Regions from separate parts of the Homo sapiens genome. Here region 1 is linked to region 2. A link is an interaction called in ENCODE POLR2A ChIA-PET data of the cell type or tissue named here. Cell type or tissue: PC-9. All regions are shown on one strand. Each heading gives the region's core, and the rest is flanking DNA. Links, peaks and the distances in the headings are about the cores only. Region 1 overlaps ATP2A1 (ATPase sarcoplasmic/endoplasmic reticulum Ca2+ transporting 1). Region 2 holds the start of NFATC2IP-AS1 (NFATC2IP antisense RNA 1).

Region 1 (10,536 bases), core at 862-8,861, 71 kb after region 2:
CACCACGCACGGCCAATTTTTGTATTTTTTGGTAGAGATGGGGTCTTGCCATGTTGTCCAGGCTGGTCTCAAACTCTTGACCTCAGGTGATCTGCCTGCCTCAGTCTCCTTAAGTTCTGGGATTACAGGCATGAGCCCCTCCGCCCACCTTTTTTTTTTTTTTTTTTTTTTGAGACAGGGTCTCACTCTATTGCCCAGGCTGAAGTGCAGTGGTGCAGTCATAACTTTCTGCACCCTCAAACTGTGCTCAAGTGATCCACCTCAGGCTCCCAAGTAGCTAGGACCACAAATATGTGCCACTGTGAGGCTAAATTTATTTTTAAAGTTTTGTTTTAGTAGAGATGAGGTCTTGCTATGTTGCCCAGGCTGGTCTCGAACTCCTGCTCAAGTGATCCGCCCACCTCAGCCTCCCAAAGTGCCAGGCCCAGCCCACAAATCCTCCTTCAGACTCTTCCTTGGGGTCTGAATCCCCACCCTTCTTGCATCTTACCAGGGCCCTCTGGCCCTGGGCCCCACTCTCCCCAGCACAGTCATCTGGTCATCTCCGTGGACACTAAGGCTGCAGCTGCCTGGGCCCTCTCACCATGGCTGTGATCTCATCGTAGGACTGCAGGTACTCCACAATCTTGGACTTGTGCGAGGGCTCCACACGGGCGAAGCAGCAGGCACGTCGGCAGGCTTCCCGCTGTTCAGCCAGGGGCAGGTCGTCGAACTCTCGGCCCGTGTAGGCGCGATCGGCCACCTCCTCGTTCTCCCCAAAGATGCCAATTCGCCGGCAGATGGCAATGGCTGTGCCCTTGTTGTCCCCAGTGATCATGATCACCCGGATCCCGGCGTCACGGCACAGCTGGATGGAGCCCGTGACCTCCTTGCGCGGAGGGTCCAGCATGCCCACTACACCCACGAATGTCAGGTCCGTCTGGGGAGATACAGCAGAGAGCCACAGGTCAGGTGGGGATCTGGAAAACTCCCCTGGAGGAAGCTGGTGGGGGGTGGGGATGGGGTGAAAGGTCAGGAAGTGGTGGGGAGGGGTGGGAAGCCTGAACCCTGGGCTTGCCGCCTCAGGGCCTGGTGTCAGACCTCAGTGGGGCCTTGGAAGCTCAGAGGCAGGAAACATCTCATTCATCTAAGCACCTGCAGGTGCTGATGGTGCCAGGCCCATCATGGGTCAGATCGTATCTTTTTTTTTTTGAGACAGGGTATTGCTCTGTCACCCAGGCTGGAGTGCAGTGGTACAACGGTGCGATCATAGCTCACTGCAGCCTCAATCTACCAGGCTCAAGCGATCCTCCTACCTCACCCTCCCAAGTAGCTGGGACTACAGGCATGCACCAACATGTCCAGCTAATTTTTTTTTTTTAATTTTTAGTAGAGAAAGGATCTTGCTATGTTGCCCAGGCTGGTCTCAAACTCCTGGGCTCAACAGATCCTCCAGCCTCGGCCTCCCAATGTGCTGCGATTACAGGCATAAGCTACCACGCCCAGCCCAAATCGTGTCTTTCCTTTTTTTTGTTTTTGTTTTTGTTTTGTTTTTTGAGATGGACTCTTGCTCTGTCACCCACGCTGGAGTGCAGTGGCAATGGCATGATCTCAGCTCACTGCAACCTCCACCTCCCAAGTTGAAGCGATTCTCCGCCTCAGCCTCCTGAGTAGCTGGGATTATAAGGGCGCACCACCACGCCTGGCTAATTTTTTTATTTTAGTAGAGACTTGGTTTTACCATGTTGGCCAGGTTGGTCTCAAACTCCTAACCTCAAGTGATCTGCCAGGCTTGGCCTCCCAAAGTGCTGGCATTATAGGTGTGAGCCCTGACACGTGGCCCCAAATTGTGTCTTTTTCGGGGGGGGGGGGGCGGGCGCAGGGGATGGAGTCTCGCTCTGTTGCCCAGGCTGGAGTGCAGTGGCACGATCTCTGCTCACTGCAACCTCCGCCTCCCAGGTTCAAGCGATTCTCCTGCCTCAGCCTCCAGAGTAGCTGGGATTACAGGTGCCCACCACCAAGCCCAGCTAATTTTTGTATTTTTAGTAGAGATGGAGTTTCACCATATTGGCCAGGCTGGTCTCAAACTCCTGACCTTGTGATCTGCCTGCCTTGGCCTCCCAAAATGCTGGGATTACAGATGGGAGCCACCATGCCCAGCCAAAATGTGTGTTTCATAGAAAGAACGTGAACTGGAAGTGAGGTACTGCTTTCTGCTTTTGGCAGTGCCACTACGTGACCCACAACTTAGAAGAAATCCTCTGTACAAAATGAAAGGAGGGACTGTGGTGCCATTCTGGCGCTGGTCTAGTAGAAGTAAGGAGTCTTTGCCAGAACACAGATCAACTGTCTCGAGACAGTCTTGCTACAGAAAACACAACAGCTGAACTCCCCTATGTGCTGAGTGGCATTGGCTCCTGTTCTGGTTCAAGTGGCTCACCTTGTTACCAACCACAGATCACATTTGCTAGATGATTCCCAAGGTTCATTCTTTCTCTCTTTTGTGTGTGTGTGTGTGTGTTTTTGTTTTTTGTTTTTAGAGACAGGGCCTTGCTTGTCATGCAGGCTGGAGTGCAGTGGTGGGATCATGGCTCACTGCAGCCTCCAACTCCTAGGTTCAAGTGATCCTCCCACCTCAGGCTCCCCAGTAGCTGGGTCTACAGGTGTGTGTCACCATGTCCAGTTCATCTCTTTTCTTTTAACATTTTTAAAAATGTATTTTACTTTTTACCCAGACCCCTATGAATTTAACCAGGTAATTAAAAAAATTTTTTTTTTAATAGAGATGGGGTTCTCACTTCATTGCCCAGGCTGGTCTTGAACTCCTGGGCTCAAGCGCTTTTCCCATCTCAGCTTCCCAAAGTGCTGAGATTACAGGTGTGAGTCACTGCACCCGGCCTCCCAAGGTTCTCTGAAACTCTACTGTCCTGTGATTCCATGGCCTGTACTAAGGAGCCATCAACTTGACTGACGAGGTAGGAAATGATCCGGGTGGTGGAGCTGTGAGTGGATGGCTGGGACCCGGCCCTTCACCAGCTCCACGACAGTGGGAGGCTCCCAGCTGCTTACCTCATACTCCAGGAACCTGGCAGAGTCATCCAGGACCATTTCCTCTCGCTTCGGGGGGGTGTCCCGGGTGGCCAGGGCCAAGCAGCGCAGGGTGTCCCGGCCAGTGCCCCACTCCTTGATCACCGCCATGATCTTTTCCTTCACCGGCCCCGTCAGTGGCACCCGGGTGGTGCCAACTCGCACATAGTTACAGCGGTCGATGACGCCCTCAGGGGCACCCTAGGAGACCAGAACAGCATTCAGAGACCACCACTTTCCTTCCAGGGCAGTGACAGGTGGCTAGGAGTAGGAAGAAGAGGGGGCTGAGGCACATTCCGATTTCTGACCTTGACAAACATCTTGTTGCCCACAGCAGCCCGGGAAGATTTGGCTGGGGAGCAATAGACAGACATGGACTTTCTGTCTCGGGAGAACTCCAGGGTGAATTCCTTCTTCATTAGCTGGCGGATCACCTGGAGAGGAGACAGGGAGGGGAGACCAGTCCTCTTAAAATGGTCAAAAAGAATCTGGAGGTCAGAGCAGACCCCAAGCTAAGGCTGAGACTAACACTAAGTCTGGTCCCTATAGCACAAAAGGAGAAAATCCCAAGGCTAGTGTTGCCACAGTGCTTCAGGGTCCTAGGTTAAAGCACAGAAGAAAAGGATGGCCTATTGTGGCACTGTCCCACAGAACTTTCATTATTGGCCAGGCGCGGTGGCTCATGCCTGTAATCCCAGCACTTCAGGAGGCTGAGGCGGGTGAATCACTTGAGGTCAGGAGTTCGAGACCAGCCTGGCCAACATGGTGAAACCCTGTCTCTACTAAAAATACAAAAATTAGCTGGGCAGAGATTGCAGTGAGCCAAGATCGCACCATTGTACTCCAGCCTGGGCGACAAAGCGAGACTCCGTCTCAGAAAAAAGAAAAAAAAACTTTCATTGTTTGTTTATTTATTTTTATTTACTTATTTTTTTCTTTAGAGACAGAGTCTTGCGCTGTCTCCTAGGCTGAAGTACAATGACGTGATCATAGCCCACTGTAGCCTTGGCTCTGGCAATCCTCCTGCCTCAGCCTCCCAGCCAGCTGAGTAGCTGGGACCACAGGTGTATGCCACCACTCCAGGCTAATTTTAAAAAAATGTTTTAGAGATAGAGTCTCCCTGTGTTGTCCAGCCTGGTCTCACTCGTGGCCTCAAGCAATCCTCTTGCCTTGGCCTCCTAAAGCATTGGGATTACAGGCATGAACCACCACACCTGGCCCTATAACTTTTAGTAATGATAGAAATGTTATGTGATCTGCACTGTACAATTGGTGCAACTGAGCAATTGCTGTGGAGCATTGGAGGTACTCTGTATATTATTTAATTTGAATTAATTTTTATTTATTTATATTGAGATGGAGTCTTGCTCTGTTGCTTAGGCTGGAGGGCAGTGGTGCAGTCTTGGCTCACTACCACCTCTGCCTCCCAGGTTCAAGCCATTCTCCTGCCTCAGCCCCCCAAGTAGCTGGGATTACAGGCACACGCCACCATGTCCAGCTAATTTTTGTATTTTTTAGTAGTAGACCAGCTTAACCAACATGGAGAAACCCCGTCTCTACTAAAAATACAAAATCAGCCAGGCGTGGTGGCACGTGCCTGTAATTCTAGCTACTCGGGAGGCTGAGGCAGGACAATCACTTGAACCCAGGATCACACCATTGCACTCCAGCCTGGGCAACAAGAGCAAAACTCTGTCTCAAAAAAAAAAAAAAAAAAAATGAAGGCCAGGCGCAGTGGCTCACGCCTGTAATCCCAGCACTTTGGGAGGCCGAGGCAGGCAGATCACGAGGTCAAGAGTTCAAGACCAGCCTGACCAACATGGGGAAACCCCATCTCTACTAAAAATACAAAAATTAGTTGGGCGTTGTGGCACATGCCTGTAATCTCAGCTATTCAGGAGGCCGAGGCAAGAGAATTGCTTGAACCCAGGAGGCGGAGGTTGCAGTGAGCCGAGATGGCCCCACTGCACTTCAGCCTGGGCAAAGCAGAGAGACTCCGTCTCAAAAAAAAAAACTCGTCTCTACTAAAAATACAGAAAGTTAGCTGGGCATTGTGGCTTGCATCTGTAATCCCAGCTACTAGGGAGGCTGAGGCAGGAGAATTGCTTGAACCCAGGAGGCGGAGGTTGTGGTGAGCTGAGATCATGCCACTGTACTCCAGAATGTGTGACACCGCAAGACTCTCAAAACAGACAGACAAACAAACAAACAAACAAACAAACAAAAAGAATGAAAGCCTTTTTCACCAAATGTATCATGGATACTTCTCCAAAAAATAAAACAAAAATAAAAAGAACAAAACATCAGTAGCCAGGAAAAGTGGTGCATGCCTGTAGCTTCATCTACTTGGAAGGCTGAGGCAGGAGGATGGTTTGAGCCCAGGAGTTCAAGGCTGCAGTGCGCTGTGATCACACCTATGAATAGCCATTGCACTCCAGCCTGGGCGACAGGCCAAGACCCCATCTCAAAAATAAATAAATAAAAATTTATGTTTGCATTATCATTTATAAATTTTAAAAATTAGTCCTCTATTGACAGGTATTTAAGTTGCTTTCAGTTTGTTTATTTTGGAGACAGGGTCTCCCTCTGTTGCCCAGGCTGGAGTGCAGTGGTGCAATCACTGCTTGCTGCAGCCTTGACCTCCTGGGCTCCAGCAGTCCTCACACCTTAGCCTTCCTAGTAGCTAGAGTACAGTTTTGCACCACCACACCCAACTAATTTTTTTCTTTTTTTTTTCTTTCTTTCTTTGTTTTTGTTTTCGTTTTTTTTTGTAGAGATGCGGGTCTCACTATGTTGCCCAGGCCGGTCTTAAACTCCTGGGCTCAAGTGATCCTCCCACCTCAGCCTCCCAGAATGCTGGGACTATAGGCGTGAGTCTCTGTGTCTGGCCCGCTTTTTTGTTATATTAAATAAAGTAGCAATGAGCATTTTGCATATACAAAAAAAGAGAGAAAGAGAGAAATGTGGGGAATATAATTCCCCAGAGAGAAGTGCTTAATGGAGACGTTCAGCAAGTATCAATAGCAATAACTGGGAGTGACAGTCCTAGAAGTGGCCGGGTTCATCTGGGCAAGGAAAGGCTTTCCCTATAGGTGCAGTAGCCACATTTCCCAAATCCTAAGTCAGGACTCATCATCTGCTGAAAACAAGTGTGCTTCTAGAAACAAAGGAATAACAGATGAAGTTGGGGCTGCTCCTGGATGGGTCCCTTGTGGTTTCCGTGTCCAGCTTTGTCCACTTCAAATCAGGACACAGCGGGCAGAAGTGATCATAGATTCATCAAGGGCATGGCCGCCAGGCAGCCCCAGGGACAATGGGTCCCACCCACATCAGCCTGTGGAGAAGCTGCAGGGGCTGTCTGCTGCCTGGGTGGGGTCCCAGCACAGGCACTAGGCTCTGCCCAACCAGGGCCTCTGCCTTCCTCTAGTCTATGCAGCATAGAGTGGAGACGGCCCTGTGGCAGGGGCTCCGCAGGCTCACCGAGTTGCAGGCGTTGGCTCTCTCCACCTTCGAGAGGCTTCTCACATCCGTGTTGAACACATTCATCTTCTCCACCAGGGTGGTGAGTGCTGTCTCGGTGGCCTCGCCGACCTTCTCATAGACACCTTTGGCCTGAGATGGGCAGAGGAGGAAGAGGAAGTCGGTGCCCCAGGCTCCTACCTGTCATACCCTCCTTCCACCTAGCGTAAGAAGGAAGCAAACCACTGCCTCCCTTGCACCCTGGCAGAGGGCTGGGTGTACTGGGTCCCCTTCCTCCAACCCTTTCCTCCTGGCCTTCGGAGGAGGCCCAGACTCTGAGCCAACTGGAAGGGGAAGGAGAGGTTACCTCGTTGAAGTCCAAGGAGGAGTCATTGCAGAGGGCACAGATGGTGGCCAGCTCCACCAGCCCGTCATACTGCCCTGGCCGGACTGGCTTATCATTCTTCAAGCTGGCAGCAGGGTCAGGGGAGGAAGGGACAGAGACAGTGGAGAAGAACAGGGAATGAGATGCAGAGAGGGCACAGGAAGAGCAGGCAGCAGAGGGTAAGGAAGGACAGTGGGGAGAGCCAACTCGGATATCAGGAGAGAGAACAAGGTCGGGGAGGAAGAGGAGAGTGAAAGGAGAGCAAAACCACATGGAGGGCCCCAGGGAGAAAGGGGGTGTGGGAAGGGGCGTGAGGAGCTGGGGAGAAGATGCCTGGGTGACTTACACCTCTCCCTCTGGAGCGTAAGTGGAGCCGGTGATGGAGAACTCATTCAGGAGGCAGATGTCCCCATCCACCTTGTCAATGATAAACATCTGCAGGGGAGAAGGGCAGGCACACAGATGTCCACCTCTTCCCATCCCAAGGTGGGCACCTGCATCAAGGGAGGCCTGCACTGCCAACACCTACCTTCCCACCATTTCCCTCCTACTCACCCCTCCTCATCCCCCCCGTATACCCTACCCACTTCCCACCAAGCTGTTGCAATCATTCTCTATCAACAGCCTTAAAACAATAGTTACTGAGGCTGGGCGAGGTGGCTCACACCTGTAATCCCAGCACTTTAGGAGGCTGAGGTGGGCGGATCACCTGTCAGGAGTGCAAGACCATCCTGGCCAACATGATGAAACCGTCTCTACTAAAAATACAAAAATTAGCCAGGTGTGGTGGTGCGCGCCTGTAATCCCAGCTACTCTGGAGGCTGAGGCAGGAGAATCGCTTGAACCTGGGAGGCAGAGGTTTCAGTGAGCCAGGATCGTGCCATTACACTCCAGCCTGGGCGACAAGAGCCAAACTCAAAAAAAAAAAAAAAAACAAAAAAAAACCCACAAACGAGTGACCGCAGGCTGTGCTGTGCTGGAGCTTCTGTAGACCAGTTAATAAAATAAGATGGAACACAATAAGGTATGGTGGGGACTGTGGCAAACAGCCCAACTATTGGCACCTGGACCATCTACAGCTCCAGCTGCATGTGGCCAGATCTTCCAGTTTTGCAGGAAGAGCTAGAAATTCAGGTTATCTTCCTATGAAATCTCTTGACTTTTTCTTTTTCTTTTTGTTTTTTAAGATAGGTTCTTGCTCTGTTGCCCAGGCTGGAGTACAGTGGTGTGATCATAGCTCATTGCAGCCTCAACCTCCCGGGCTCAAGTGATCCTCCCACCTCAGCCTACCCAAGTAGTTGGGGCCACAGGCACATGCCACCATGCCTGTCTCTCTTGCTCTCTCTCTCTCTCTTTTTTTTTTTTTTTGGTAGAAATTGGGTCTCACTATGTTGCCCAGGCTGGTTTTGAACTCCTGGGCTCAAGTGATCTTCCTGCCTTGGCCTCCCAAAGTGCTGGGAGTACAGGCACCCACCATGATGCTGGGAGTACAGGCAACTACCATGCCCAGCCTCTTGACTTTCAAATATATGGGCAATTCTTTTTTTTTTTTTTGGAGATGCAGTTTCACTCTTGTTGCCCAGGCTGGTGCAATCTCGGCTAACTGCAACCTCCGCCTCCTGGGTTCAAGTGATTCTCCTGCCTCAGCCTCCAGAGTAGCTGGGAGTACAGGCATACGCCACCACGCCCAGCTAATTTTGTATTTTTAGTAGAGACGGAATTTCGCCATGTTGGCCAGGCTGGTCCCGAACTCCTGACCTCAGGTGATCCACTCACCTTGGCCTCCCAAAGTGCTGGGATTACAGGCGTGAGAATTAATTCATTTTTATGAAACATGACAGGAGCCAAGTCACACGAGCCTGTGGTCTGGCTTTGTGGCCTGTGCGTTAGAGGGATGTGGAGAACGCAGTGCCCAGGAGGAGTGGCCTACCCTGAATCCTGGGCAAACGCAACAGAGACTGGGCTTTTCATTCCCGAGAAGAGAGATGGTTAAGATGGGTTCCAAGACAAAAAAGTTCTGTGGTCAGAAAAAAAACTTGGGAACCTCTGGGGCAAAGCAGAATCCGTCTTCTTTACACAGTCAGCCTCCTCTAAGGCTTTCAAATAGCAGCAGATGTTGTGGGTCTCGCCCAGGAGCCAAGGTTACAGCCTTTCTCACCCTGATCTGACCACACAGCCCTTGCTTCTCAGAACAGCAATTTCTAGTTCATGGGTGTAGTCTTCCACAAAACTCTGTGAAGGGCAGGGGTTCTTGGCCTGAGGTCAGTGGAAGACCCTGCAAGGAGCCCAAGAACTGAGATAGCCAAGAAAAAAACGACAGCTTTTCTTGTTCTCAAGCTGACGTTTGACATTTCCTTCCAGTTATGCATGTTGTCAACAGACCACATTAGTATTAGCAAAACCTGTGACTGTCACCAATTTAATCACAGATACTTTCCTCCTATCACATTACCACTGTTGCAGATCTCTCAAAATAGCATAATTTATGCTCACCACTGCTTCAACATTATGATAGTGCTTAGACCCACTGCGAGAACTCCCTAATTAATGCCTTAATAAAGAAGCATGTGTGTTGCCAAATTACAAAGTTGTTTTTAAAAATTTTGATAGAACTGTATTTCACAATCATTGGTTTCCTCTGTAACCCTATGTATCTTTCCTATGTATTTTTTTTTTACTTTTTTATTTTTGTTTTATTTTATTATTATTATTTTTTGAGACAAAGTCTCACTCTGTCGCCCAGGCTGGAGTGCAGTGGTGCAATCTCACCGCAACCTCCGCCTCCTGGGTTCAAGCGATTCTCCTGCCTCAGCCTCCCAAGTAGCTGGGATTACAGGTGCCCACCACAACGCCTGGCTAATTTTTTGTATTTTTAGTAGAGACTGGTTTTCACCATGTTGGCCAAGCTGACCTCAGGTAATCCGTCCGCCTTGGCCTCCCAAAGTGCTAGGATTACAGGTGTGAGCCACCGCATCTGGCTACTTTTTTTTTTTTTTTTTTGAGACGGAGTCTCGCTCTGTCGCCCAGGCTGGAGTGCAATGGCACGATCTCAGCTCACCGCCTCTGCCTTCCAGGTTCAAGCAATTCTCCTGCCTCAGCCTCCCAAGTAGCTGGGACTACAGGCATGTGCCACCACGCCCAGCTAATTTTGTATTTTAGTAGAGACAGGGTTTCTCCATGTTGGTCAGGCTGGTCTCGAACTCCTGACCTCAGGTGATCTGCTCACCTCGGCCTCCCAAAGTGCTGGGATTACAGTCGTGAGCCACTGCGTCAGGTCTTTTATATTTTTTTTCGAGATGGAGTTTTGCTTTTGTCGCCTAGGCTGGGGTGCAATGGCGCAATCTCAGCTCACTGCAACCTCCACCTCCTGGGTTCAAGTGATTCTCCTGCCTCAGCCTCCTTAGTAGCTAGGACTACAGGCATCTGCCAACACGCCCAACTAATTTTTGTATTTTTAGTAGAGACGGGGTTTCTCCATGTTGGACAAGCTATTCTCGAAATCCTGACCTCAGGTGATCCACCCACCTCGGTCTCCCAAAGTGCTGAGATTACAGGCATGAGCCACCGTGCCCAGCTTCCTATGTATTTTTAAAACAGAATCCTGGCCGGGCGCAGTGGCTCACTCC
Region 2 (10,536 bases), core at 1,300-9,299:
CACAAGGTCAGGAGTTCAAGACCAGCCTGGCCAAGATGGTGAAAACCCATCTCTACTAAAAACACACACAAAAAATTAGCCAGACGTGGTGGTGGGCGTCTGCAATCCCAGCTACTCGGGAGGTTGAGGCAGAGAACTGCTTGAACCCAGGGGGCAGAGGCTGCAGTGAGCCGAGATTGTGCCACTGCACTCCAGCCTGGGCAACCGTGTGAGACACCGTCTCAAAAAAAAAAAAAAAAAATTAGCCGGGCATGGTAGCACACACCTGTAATCCCAACTACTCAGGAGGCTGAGGCAGAAGAATCACTTGAACCTGGGAGGCAGAGGCTGCAGTGAGTTGAGAGAGCACCACTGCACTCCCACCCGGGCAACAAGAGCAAAACTCCATCTCAAATAATAATAATATAATGTTTACTAAACAGACCCAGACTTGGGAGTGTCCAGATATCCCAATATATGGAGAACAAAGCATTCCTAATTTTGCTTTAAAGATAACAATATTGATTCTTGCTAAATATAGTAATTAAGAAAATTAGCCGGGCGCAGTGGCTTATGCCTGTAATCCCAGCACTTTGGGAGGTCAAGGCAGGCGGATCACGAGGTCAGGAGTTCAAGGCCAGCCTGGCCAACATGGTGAAACCCCATCTCTACTAAAAATACAAAAATTAGCTGGGCATAGTGGCGTGTTCCTGTAATCCCAGCTACTCAGGAGGCTGAGGCAGGAGAATTGCTTAAATTGGGACCCAGGAGGCGGAGGTTGCAGTGAGCCAAGATCGTGCCACAGCACTCCAGCCTGGGCGACAGAGCGAGACTCCATCTCAAAAAAAAAAAAAAAAAAAATCCTTTATCACAAACCCTTGTAGCAGAGCACATCTCCCCATATATATGAGTCTTGTACATAAGGTGGATGCCTTCCCCTTCTTACTTTCAGGAATGTCCTACTCTGTCTATGGAGTAGCTGTACTTTCACCAGTTTACTTTTTTTTTTTTTTTTTTTTGAGACGGAGTCTCACTCTGTAGCCCAGGCTGGAGTGCAATGGCATGATCTCAGCTCACTGTAACCTCTGCCTCCCAGGTTCAAGTGAGTCTCCTGCCTCAGCCTCCCAAGTAGCTGACATTATAGGCCCCAACCATCTCGCCCAGCTAATTTTTGTATTTTTAGTAAAGATAGGGTTTCGCCATGTTGGCCAGGCTGGTCTTGAACTCCTGACCTCAGGTGATCCGCCCACCTCAGCCTCCCAAAGTGCTAGGATTACAGGTGTGAGCCACTGTGCCCGGCCCAGTTTACTTTCTTAATAAACTTGCTTTTACTTCACACTGTGGACTCACCCTGAATTCTTTCTTGCACGAGATCCAAGAACCTTCACTTGGGGTCTGGATCGGGACCCCTGTCCTGTAACAGAACTACTGATACAAACGCAGAAACATTGTGTTAAGTAAAAGAAGCCAGACACAAAACACTGCATACTGTTATTCCATTTATATGAACATCCAGAGAAGGCAAAAGTAAGGTGACAGAAAGCAGATTAGTGGTTGCCTGGGGTCATGGGCAAGAGAAGGAAACTTTTGCACAACCGTGTACATCTACCAAAACTCACTGAAGGCCAGGCATGGTGGCTCATGCCTGTAATTCCAGCACTTAGGGAGGCTGAAATGGGAAGATGTTTGAGGCCAGGAGTTTGAGGCTGCAGTGAACTATGATTGCGCCACTGCACTCCAGCCTGGGTGACAGAGCAAGACCCTGTCTCTACATAAATAATTTTTTGAAAAAATTCACTGAACTGTATGCTTAAAATGAGTCAATGTTTAGGCATATTAATTAAACTACAATAGGCCGGGAGTGGTGGTTCACGCCTGTAATCCCAGCACTTTGGCAGGAGGATCACTTGAGTTCAGGAGTTTGAGACCAGCCTGGCCAACATGGGGAAACCCTGTCTCTATTAAAAATACAAAGATTAGCCAGGCGTGGTGGTGAACACCTGTAATCCTAACTACTTGGGAGGCTGAGGCAGGAGAATCGCTTGAACCTCACTGCAGAGGTTGCAGTGAGCCAAGATCGCGCCACTGCACTCCAGCCTGGACAACAGACTGAGACTCCGTCTCAAAAAAAAAAAACAAAGAAAAAACCAAAGAAAATATCATTCTGGCTGCAGCATGGAAGATGGATTTGAGAGGCCAGAGGGGAAACAGCCACCCGTGAAGCGGCTGTGGCACTAGCCTAGGCTGCAGGCAGTGGTGGCTTGGCCTAGGACAGCATGGAGACGGGCAGAGGGAGCTGATTTGGGAGGGAGCTGGGGCTATTAAGTTGAACGGGTGATGCAGTGGGTGTGGGGGATGAAAAGGGATCAAGAGTGAAGCTTTTCTGGCTCACGCAGAGATGGATGATGCTGGGATTCTTTGAGACAGGAGTTTAATCATTCAACAAACATTTGTTAGGATACTACTGTGTCAAGGTGTCAGACACCAAGCAAGAGACTTTTTTGAGATGGGGTCTTGCTCTGTTGCCCAGGCTGGTGTGCAGTGGCACAATCACAGCTCACTACAGTCTCGAACTCCTGGGCTCAAGCAATCCTCCCACCTCAGCCTCCTTCCTGAGTAGCTGGGACTACAGGCATGCACCACACACTTGGCTAATTTTTTTTATGTTTGTAGAGATGGGGTCTCACTAGATTGCCCAGGCTGGTCTGGAACTCCTGGCCTCAAGTGATCCTCCCACCTCAGCCCCCTGAAGTGCTGGGATTACAGGCATGAGCCACTGCGGCCCAGCCAAGAGATTTTTAAGAAGAGTTTATTTTCAAGGAACTTACAGTCCCATAGGGAAGCAAAACCTGGATGCGTGGATGGGTGTACCAAGCCAGACTCCAAGCAGAGGTGGGACACACAAAAGACAATGTGACCAGTCCTACGAGGAGCCTTATGGAAGAACTGACCCTGAGTTGGAGGGGGTGACAGGGGTAGGGAGGTGGGAGACAGTAAAGGCATAGAGAAAAAAAGGCAAAATGGTATGTTGCAACTTCAAGTATGATCAGCTACATTGCCATCACTTGGGACCTTGCTGGAAATGCAGCATCTCACGCCCCACCTGAGCTGCTGATCCAGCATCTGCACACTAACAAGGTCCCCAGACAACCTGTGTGCACACTGACGAGAGTCTCTGGTCTCCTTGAGAATTCTGAGCCATACATCAGACCCACCTGCATCTACACCGGGCTGTGCAATGGGAGGCCCTGTGGTCTAGAGCACGTTCATTCATCTTTCTAAGCTTCTGTCTTTTTTTTTTGAGACAGCGTCTCACTCTCTCGCCCAGGCTGGAGTGCAGTGGTGCGATCTCAGCTCACTGCAACCTCTGCCTCCCAGGTCCAAGCAATTATCCTGCCTCAGCCTCCCAAGTAGCTGGGACTACAGGCGTGCATCACCATACCTGGTTTTTTTTTCTTTCTTTTTGTAGAGATAGGGTCTCACCATGTTGGCCAGGGTGGTCTTGAACTTCTGACCTCAAATGATCCATCCGTTTAGGCCTCCCAAAGTGCTGGGATTACAGGCGTGAGCCACTGTGCCCAGCCCTAAGCTTCTGTTTTTCTTCTGTAAAATGGGAATAAGAACACCTACCTCACAGGATTGCTCTGAGGATGAATAAGGTTATGAAAAGAGCCAAGGTTGGTATGTGGCACTGAGTAAAGGAGCATTAAAGTTTCAAGGGTCTCTAATCAGGAGAGTTTGAGGAAGATTATCCAGAGCCAGCTGCAGTGGTTCACACCTGTAATCCCAGCACTTTGGGAGGCCAAGGCAGGAAAATTGCTTGAGGCCAGGAGTTCCAGACCAGCTTGGGAAACCTAGGGAGAGTCCATCTCTACACAAAAGTTTAACAATTAGCAGGTGTGTTGTCATTCACCTGTAGTCCCAGCTACTCAGGAGACTCGGGAGGATTGCTTGAGTCCACAAGATCGAGGCTGCAGTGAGCTATGATAGCACCACTACACTCCAGCCTGGGTGACAGAGAAGACCCTATCTCAAGAAAACAAAACAAGGCTGGGAACGATGGCTCACACCTATAATCCCAGCACTTTGGGAGGCAGAGGCAGGCAGACTGCTTGAGCTCAGCAGTTCAAGATCAGCCTGGGCAACATAGTGAGATCCTACCTCTACAAAAGATACAAAAAAATTAGGTGGGCATGCTGTCATGCACCTGTGATCCCAGCTAATCAGGAGGCTGAGGTGGGAGGATCACTTGAGCCCCGGAGGCAGAGGTTGCAGTGAGCCGAGATCACACCACTGCACTCCAGCCTGGGTGATAGAACAAGACCCTATAAAAAAAAAAAAAGAAGAAAAGAAAAAGAAAAAGAAAAAGAAAGATCACCCTAGATATTCTTTTAGACATGTGAAAGGATGAACAATCTCATCATAAAAGATAAAGAAATGCAGTCTTTCCCATACCCTTCCCAGATTAAGTCAGGGGAAGGTATGAGGAAACTGGAACCTTCCAGCACTTGCTAGGGGACATGTAAAAATGTACAGGCACTTTGGTTAGCAATCTAACAGTATTCAAGAATTAGTGACCAGTGATTCCACTATCAGATGGAAGCCCCCGAGAAAAATCCCACACAGGTACCCCAAAGGGAACACTACATTGCTTGCAATAGCAACATCCTGGAATTTGAACTGGGTTTGGTTATAAGTGGTAGAAACCCTAAAATAAGTGATTTAAAGAGGGGCAGCAGTCCCTCCTTCATGTGAAAGCCGAGGTCAGCACTGCCAGGCCAATGAGGTGCTACATGGATGCTGTGATCCAGGCGCCTTCCCTCACCATCCTGGCCCATGTGGTTTCTGTTCCAGAGGTCACCTTAAGTCAGTAGGGCTGCTCCACTTCCAGTAAGCAGGCAGGAGGCAAGTGAAAGAGAGGGGACAAGCTGCCCGCTATGCACACTTCTGGGAAGTGATACCCCATTCCACTTACACCCCAGGAGCCTGTATTGGCACTTGGCTACATCTAGCTACAGTGGAAGCCAGGAAGTACTGTCTTAATTTTTTTTTTTTTTTGAGACAGGGTCTTGATTGTTGCCCAGGCTGGAGTGGGTTGGCACAACCATAGCTCACTGCAACCTCAACCTCCTGGGTTCAAGCGATCCTCCCACGTCAGCCTCCCAGGGTGCTAGGTAGATTCCAGGTGTGTGCCCCCATGCCTGGCCACTGTTTTTATTCTGAGTGTCTCTGTGCCTCGCTAAAAACCATGGGTTCTAGTACCACAGAAGGAGGAAGAATGGATGTGAAGGAATAAGGATCTTATTCCTGTCTCTGTCACAAGGATCTTAGTGGGGGTCACATGAGGGCCACAAAGACAAAAATCCTCCAGTATACACAAGTTGAACATATTGCCATTTATTTTGTTGAGGTTAAACATATAATTTTAACGTATTCAAACTTATTAATGGACATTTAAAAAGCTGAAAAAGTGAAGAGCTGTACCATGTCGTGGATTATTTTAATGTCATAAAATTCAAAGGAATGCCACATTTCAATAAAACATTTTAAGAAGTTGACATACTTTTATTAGAATCATGCAAATATTAGAGAAAGGTTAATGGCTTTTTTTTTAGTAGACATTACTGAGAAAACTGGCTCATTATATCACAAAAAGTGAAACTTGGATCTCATATATAAAGGTGTATTTCACTGAATTTTTTTTTTTTTTTTTGAGACAGAGTTTCCACTCTTGTCGCCCAGGCTGGAGTGCAATGGCGCGATCTTGGCTCACTGCAACCTCTGCCTCCTGGGTTCAAGCGATTCTCCTGCCTCAGCCTCCCGAAGTAACTGGGATTACAGGCGCCTGCCACCACACCTAGCTCATTTTTTTTTTTTTTTTTTTTTGTATTTTCAGTAGAGACAAGGTTTCAGTCTTGAATTCCTAACCTCCGGTGATCCACCTGCCTCAGCCTCCCAAAGTTCTGGGATTACAGGCATGAGAAACCATGCCCAGCCGATTTCTCTCATTTTTTTTTTTTTTTTTTTTTAAGAGACAAGGTCTCGCTGTGTTGCCCAGGCTGGTCTCAAACTCCTGGGCTCAAGCAATCCTCCTGCCTTGGCCTCCTGAGTACAAAAGTGCATCTCAAATAGTTTTAAAATGATGTGCAATATTTAGCAACCAGTACAGCCCAGCATCAACCAATTAGAAGAAGTGTCTGACTGTTGAGAACAGATGCAGCCAAGGTGTCACCCCGGTGTGTACCAGCTGGACTTCAGCACTGTGTAGTGTTCTCAATATGAAAGGAAAAGCTGAACAGCTAACAGGAGAAGATGTAAAATATCTTAACAACTCTATTAAATAAGCAATCAAAAAGCAACCAACTGCAGAACAAGATAATTCATACTGTCTACATTAAAATTAAAATTTTCTTTTTTTTTTGAGACAAAGTCTCTCTGTCACTCAGGCTGATGTGCAGTGGCACTGTCTCTGTTCACTGCAGCCTCCACCTCCCGGGTTCAAGTGATTCTCCTGCCTCTGCCTCCTGAGTAGCTGGGATTACAAGCATGCGCCACTGCACCCAGCTAATTTTTGTATTTTTAGTAGAGATGGGATTTCACCAAGTTGGTCAGGGTGGTCTTGAACTCCTGGCCTCAAGTGATCCACCCACCCCGGCCACCGAAAGTGCTGGGATTACAGACCTGAGCCATCACGCCTAGCCAAAATTAAGAATTTCTGTTCAGTGACGGATACCCCTAGATACAAAGAAAATTTCAATTTTTTCCCCTTTAAATCTTTTTTTTGAGTGGAGCCTTGCTCTGTCGCCAGGCTGGAGTGCAGTGGTGGAACCTTGGCTCACTGCAATCTCCGCCTCCTGGGTTTAAGCGATTCCCCTGCCTCAGCCTCCAGAGTAGCTGGGACTACAGGTGTGCGCCACCATGCCCAGCTAATTTTTTGTATTTTAGTAGAGACGGGGTTTCACCATGTTGGCCAGGAGGGTCTCAATCTCCTGCCCTCATGATCTGCCCGCCTTGGCCTCCCAAAGCCCCCTTTTTAATTTTTTTTTGTAGAGACGAGGTCTCGCTATGTTGCCCAGGCTAGTCTCGAACTCCTGGGCTGCAGCGATCCTTCTGCCTGGGCCTCCCAAAGTGCTGGGATTACCAGTGAACCTCCATACCCAGCCCAAATATGCATTCTTGGAATTATCTGCAATTGCCCAAGAATGTACAAGCAACTCCTGAGAATAAACCAAAAAAGATAAGAAACTCCATGAGAAAATGGGCAATGCACAGGAAGGGAAACCAGAAAGGCTAAGTGAAAAAATTCCCCAAATTAATGCTGATCAGATGAATGTATGTTAAAGCACTGCACCACTATCTACCCATGAGACTGGCAAAAATTAGGTAGTCTGGCAATACAAGTGCTGGCAAGGATAAGGAGAAAAGGGCGGCCTCAAGTAGGAGGGTCAGTCACCGTTCTAAAGAAAATCTGGAAAACCAAAGAGAAACTGACCTCTGTGACCTATAGGCCCATCCTGGGTACACATGCCACACAAGCACAGAAGGGAACACACGAAAGGATGTTTATCGTGGCCTGTATCCGGTGCCAAGGGGTCAGGGGCACCCAGGTGTCCCCCACTTTAGGCAATGTGTGTAAACTGCAATTGACATTGTGGAGTGCCACATGGCAGGTCAAAGCAATACTGCATTTCTAGAAGAGTCAATGGGGCTAGATCTTAGCACACATTGAGTGAAAACAGCATAAGACCTATTGCACAATAGCACTATGTACAGTAAAAGCACATATTCACACATGAAACGTGGTATTTTACAAATACATTCATATTCAAAGACATGGGTGCTTATGGGAGAGGATGGTGTAAAGAAAGGGAAAAAAGCCATAAAACCAGAGAATCTTTGCATGGGACTGTATTCCTGAGATCCCAAACCAAAGGGATGAATGTGCTGTTATGCCTTAAATGTGTGCACCAGGAAATGCAAACTAGAAAGGGTGGCTCTGAAGGGTCCTCAGGTGAGGAAGACCCCCAGGGCTGAGAATCCACCACCTTCATCCTTCAAAAGAGTACCTCAGTTGTCTGCTTACGCTTCAGCCAGCATGTGTGAGCTTGGTCATTTCCTGCAAGCCAGGCAACCACACCAGTGTATAAGCCTCAAGCAAATGTCACTCCCAAGCCCCAAATGGGACTAAGGCCTCTGCTGGGCTAGGCGTGGTGTAAATCCCAGGCCTGGAAGCTCCTACCCAACCCTCATTTGTTTCAACTCACTTTCAATATGTGCATAGTTTCATAAAGCAGACATTTCCATGAGGAAAAGAGGATGGTGGTGAAAGGGGAGGGGTGAAGGGACATCTCCAAGTCACAGAGGCTGCAAAACTCAGCATGACTTGTGGACGGAGCCACAGGCCACCCAGGGCAACAACACCCACATAACTCACCAAGTGGTTAACGGCTCTAAACCAGGGTCAACAGGAGAGGGGACAAAAGTCACTCCTTGATTTTGCTGCAGCTTAAAGATAAGTTCTACCTCAGCTTATGCTAGCCCTTATGGGGCAAAAAAGGGAAAGTCATTCTCCCCAAGTCCAGGCTGGGCCGTCAAACAGGGAGTGGGGTGTCAGCCCCAGACCTCAATGAGGTCCCCAGATTCCATGCCCAGGTCAGCTGGCAGCTCCCTGCCTGAAAGCTTTGTCCCATCAAAGAAGAAGGAGAGCTTCCGTCCCGACAGTCCCATGGCCTCCTCATAGTGGGACATGAGGGTCTTTAGAGGGGAATCCTGGATGGAGACAAAAGAAAATGGACGTCAGAACATGAAAGGGGGCGGGGATCCCGTAGGGATAGACGAGGAACTTGGGACAGGGAGGATGGCGGCAGGGGCGGAAACAATAAAGTCAGGGCCCCATGCGGGGAAAGGAGAGAGGACAAAGAAGCCAGCCCAGCCAGGCTCCTCTCTGGGAGCTGGGACGAATCCTGTCATCCCTCTGGGCTCCAAGTTGCTCAGGTAGAGGACGGGGGCCACGAGCCCAAGGCTTAGGGGTATAGGCTCTAAGTCAGGCAAGTCCTCCTAGCCTCAGCCTCCTTCCCTATGAAACAGAAGTGTGTACCAATGACTAAGAGAGCCCAGATTCTAGAGTGAGGATGAGTCGAGCTGGAGGCCAGGCTCTCCCACCTATTAGATATGTGACCTTAGAAAAATGTTACAGGTTATGTTCCCCAGAGAAGACACCTTGTGGTCTTAACCCCTGTTAAGTGTGAATGTGATGTGATTTGGAGACGGGGCCTTTGCAGATGCAATCAAGTTGAGGTTGTACTGGATTGGGACGAGTGCTAATGCCGTGGGACTGGTAGACAACTCACTGCAACCTCTGCCTCCTGGGTTCAAGCAATTCTCCTGCCTCAGCCTCCTGAGTAGCTGCAACTACAGGCACAGGCCACCACACCCAGCTAAGTTTTTGTATTTTTGGTAGAGACAGTTTCTCTGTTGCCCAAGCTGGTCTCAAACTTCCTGAGTTCAGATAAGCCACCCACTTTGGCCTCCCAAAGTGCTGGGATGACAGGCGTGAGCCCCCGCACCCAGCCTGGGACTGGTATGCTTATGGAACAGACACAGAAACAGACATGAGGGGAGAACACACGTGATGACAGAGGCAGAATGGAGTGCACCTGCAAGCCAAGAATGCCAAGGACTGTGGGCCGCCAGCAGGAGCCAGGAGGAGACAGGGCAGATTCCATGAAGAGACCCTGAGGGACTGCGTGATGTTGTCAAATATATATTTGGTCTTTGTATGTTTCCTGGTATAAAATTCCTAAAATCCCTGGGAAAGAGTTAAGTATCTTTTTGCATGCTAATGAGTTGACTGGTGGCTGGCAGCCCCTAGAGAGCTTCAGGAATGGTGCTGGTCACTAGAAAGACCAAGGTAGGATAAGACAGTTGGGACTTTTTCCCCACCCCTCAACCTCCAAGAAGGAGGGAGAGAGTGAAGGTTGAGTCACCACCAATAGCCCATGGTTTAATCAGTCATGCCTATATAACAAAGCTTCCATAAAAATCCAGAGGACAGGGTTTGGAGAACTTCCCAATAGTTGAACATGTGGTGATTCCTGGAGAATGGTGCCCAGGGAAGCTATGGAAGCTCTGCGCCCTTTTCCCATGCTGTGCCCTACACATCTCTTCATCTGTATCCTTTGTAACATCCTTTATAATAAACCAGTAAATGAAAGTAAGTGTCTCCCTGAGTTCTGTAAGCTGCTCTAGCAAATTAAACCCAAGGAGGGGGCGAGGTGCAGTGGCTCATGCCTGTAATCCCAACACTCTGGGAGGCAGAGGTGGGAGGATCAGTTGAGCCCAGGAGTTTGAGTCCAGCCTGGGCAACATAGTGAGACCCCGTCTACACAAAAAAAATTAAAAAATTAGCCAAGGGTAGTGGCACACACCTGTAGTCCCAACTACTCAGGAGGCTGAGGTAGAAGGATCGCTTGAGCCCAGGAGTTTGAGGCTGTGGTAAGCCAAGATCGCACCACTGCACTCCAGCCTGGGCAACAGAGCAAGACCCTGTCTTTTTTT

What was found. Peaks named below come from ENCODE experiments on the same cell type or tissue, not always from the same donor. Only the 100,000 strongest peaks of a DNase experiment are listed, where the experiment ranks them.
Region 1: POLR2A ChIA-PET joins it to region 2 with 14 read pairs; 4 of 35 experiments call an interaction of 5 or more read pairs at or near these places.

What each region holds. Positions count from the first base shown.
Region 1 is chr16:28,890,964-28,901,499 of GRCh38, reverse strand. ATP2A1 (ATPase sarcoplasmic/endoplasmic reticulum Ca2+ transporting 1) reads right to left here. Exons shown (of 23, transcript NM_004320.6): 10 at 7,257-7,345; 11 at 6,893-6,995; 12 at 6,547-6,678; 13 at 3,375-3,500; 14 at 3,049-3,267; 15 at 584-919. Among named protein-coding and RNA genes, the nearest start is that of ATP2A1-AS1, 16 kb to the right of the region's middle. In PC-9, for the core only: no CTCF peak of the experiment used is centred there; no DNase peak of the experiment used is centred there.
Region 2 is chr16:28,961,917-28,972,452 of GRCh38, reverse strand. NFATC2IP (nuclear factor of activated T cells 2 interacting protein) reads right to left here. Exons shown (of 8, transcript NM_032815.4): 8 at 5,361-8,748. The coding sequence ends at 8,590. NFATC2IP-AS1 (NFATC2IP antisense RNA 1) reads left to right here and starts at 6,009. Exons shown (of 2, transcript NR_186408.1): 1 at 6,009-6,037. RefSeq lists a silencer at 9,938-10,146. In PC-9, for the core only: no CTCF peak of the experiment used is centred there; no DNase peak of the experiment used is centred there.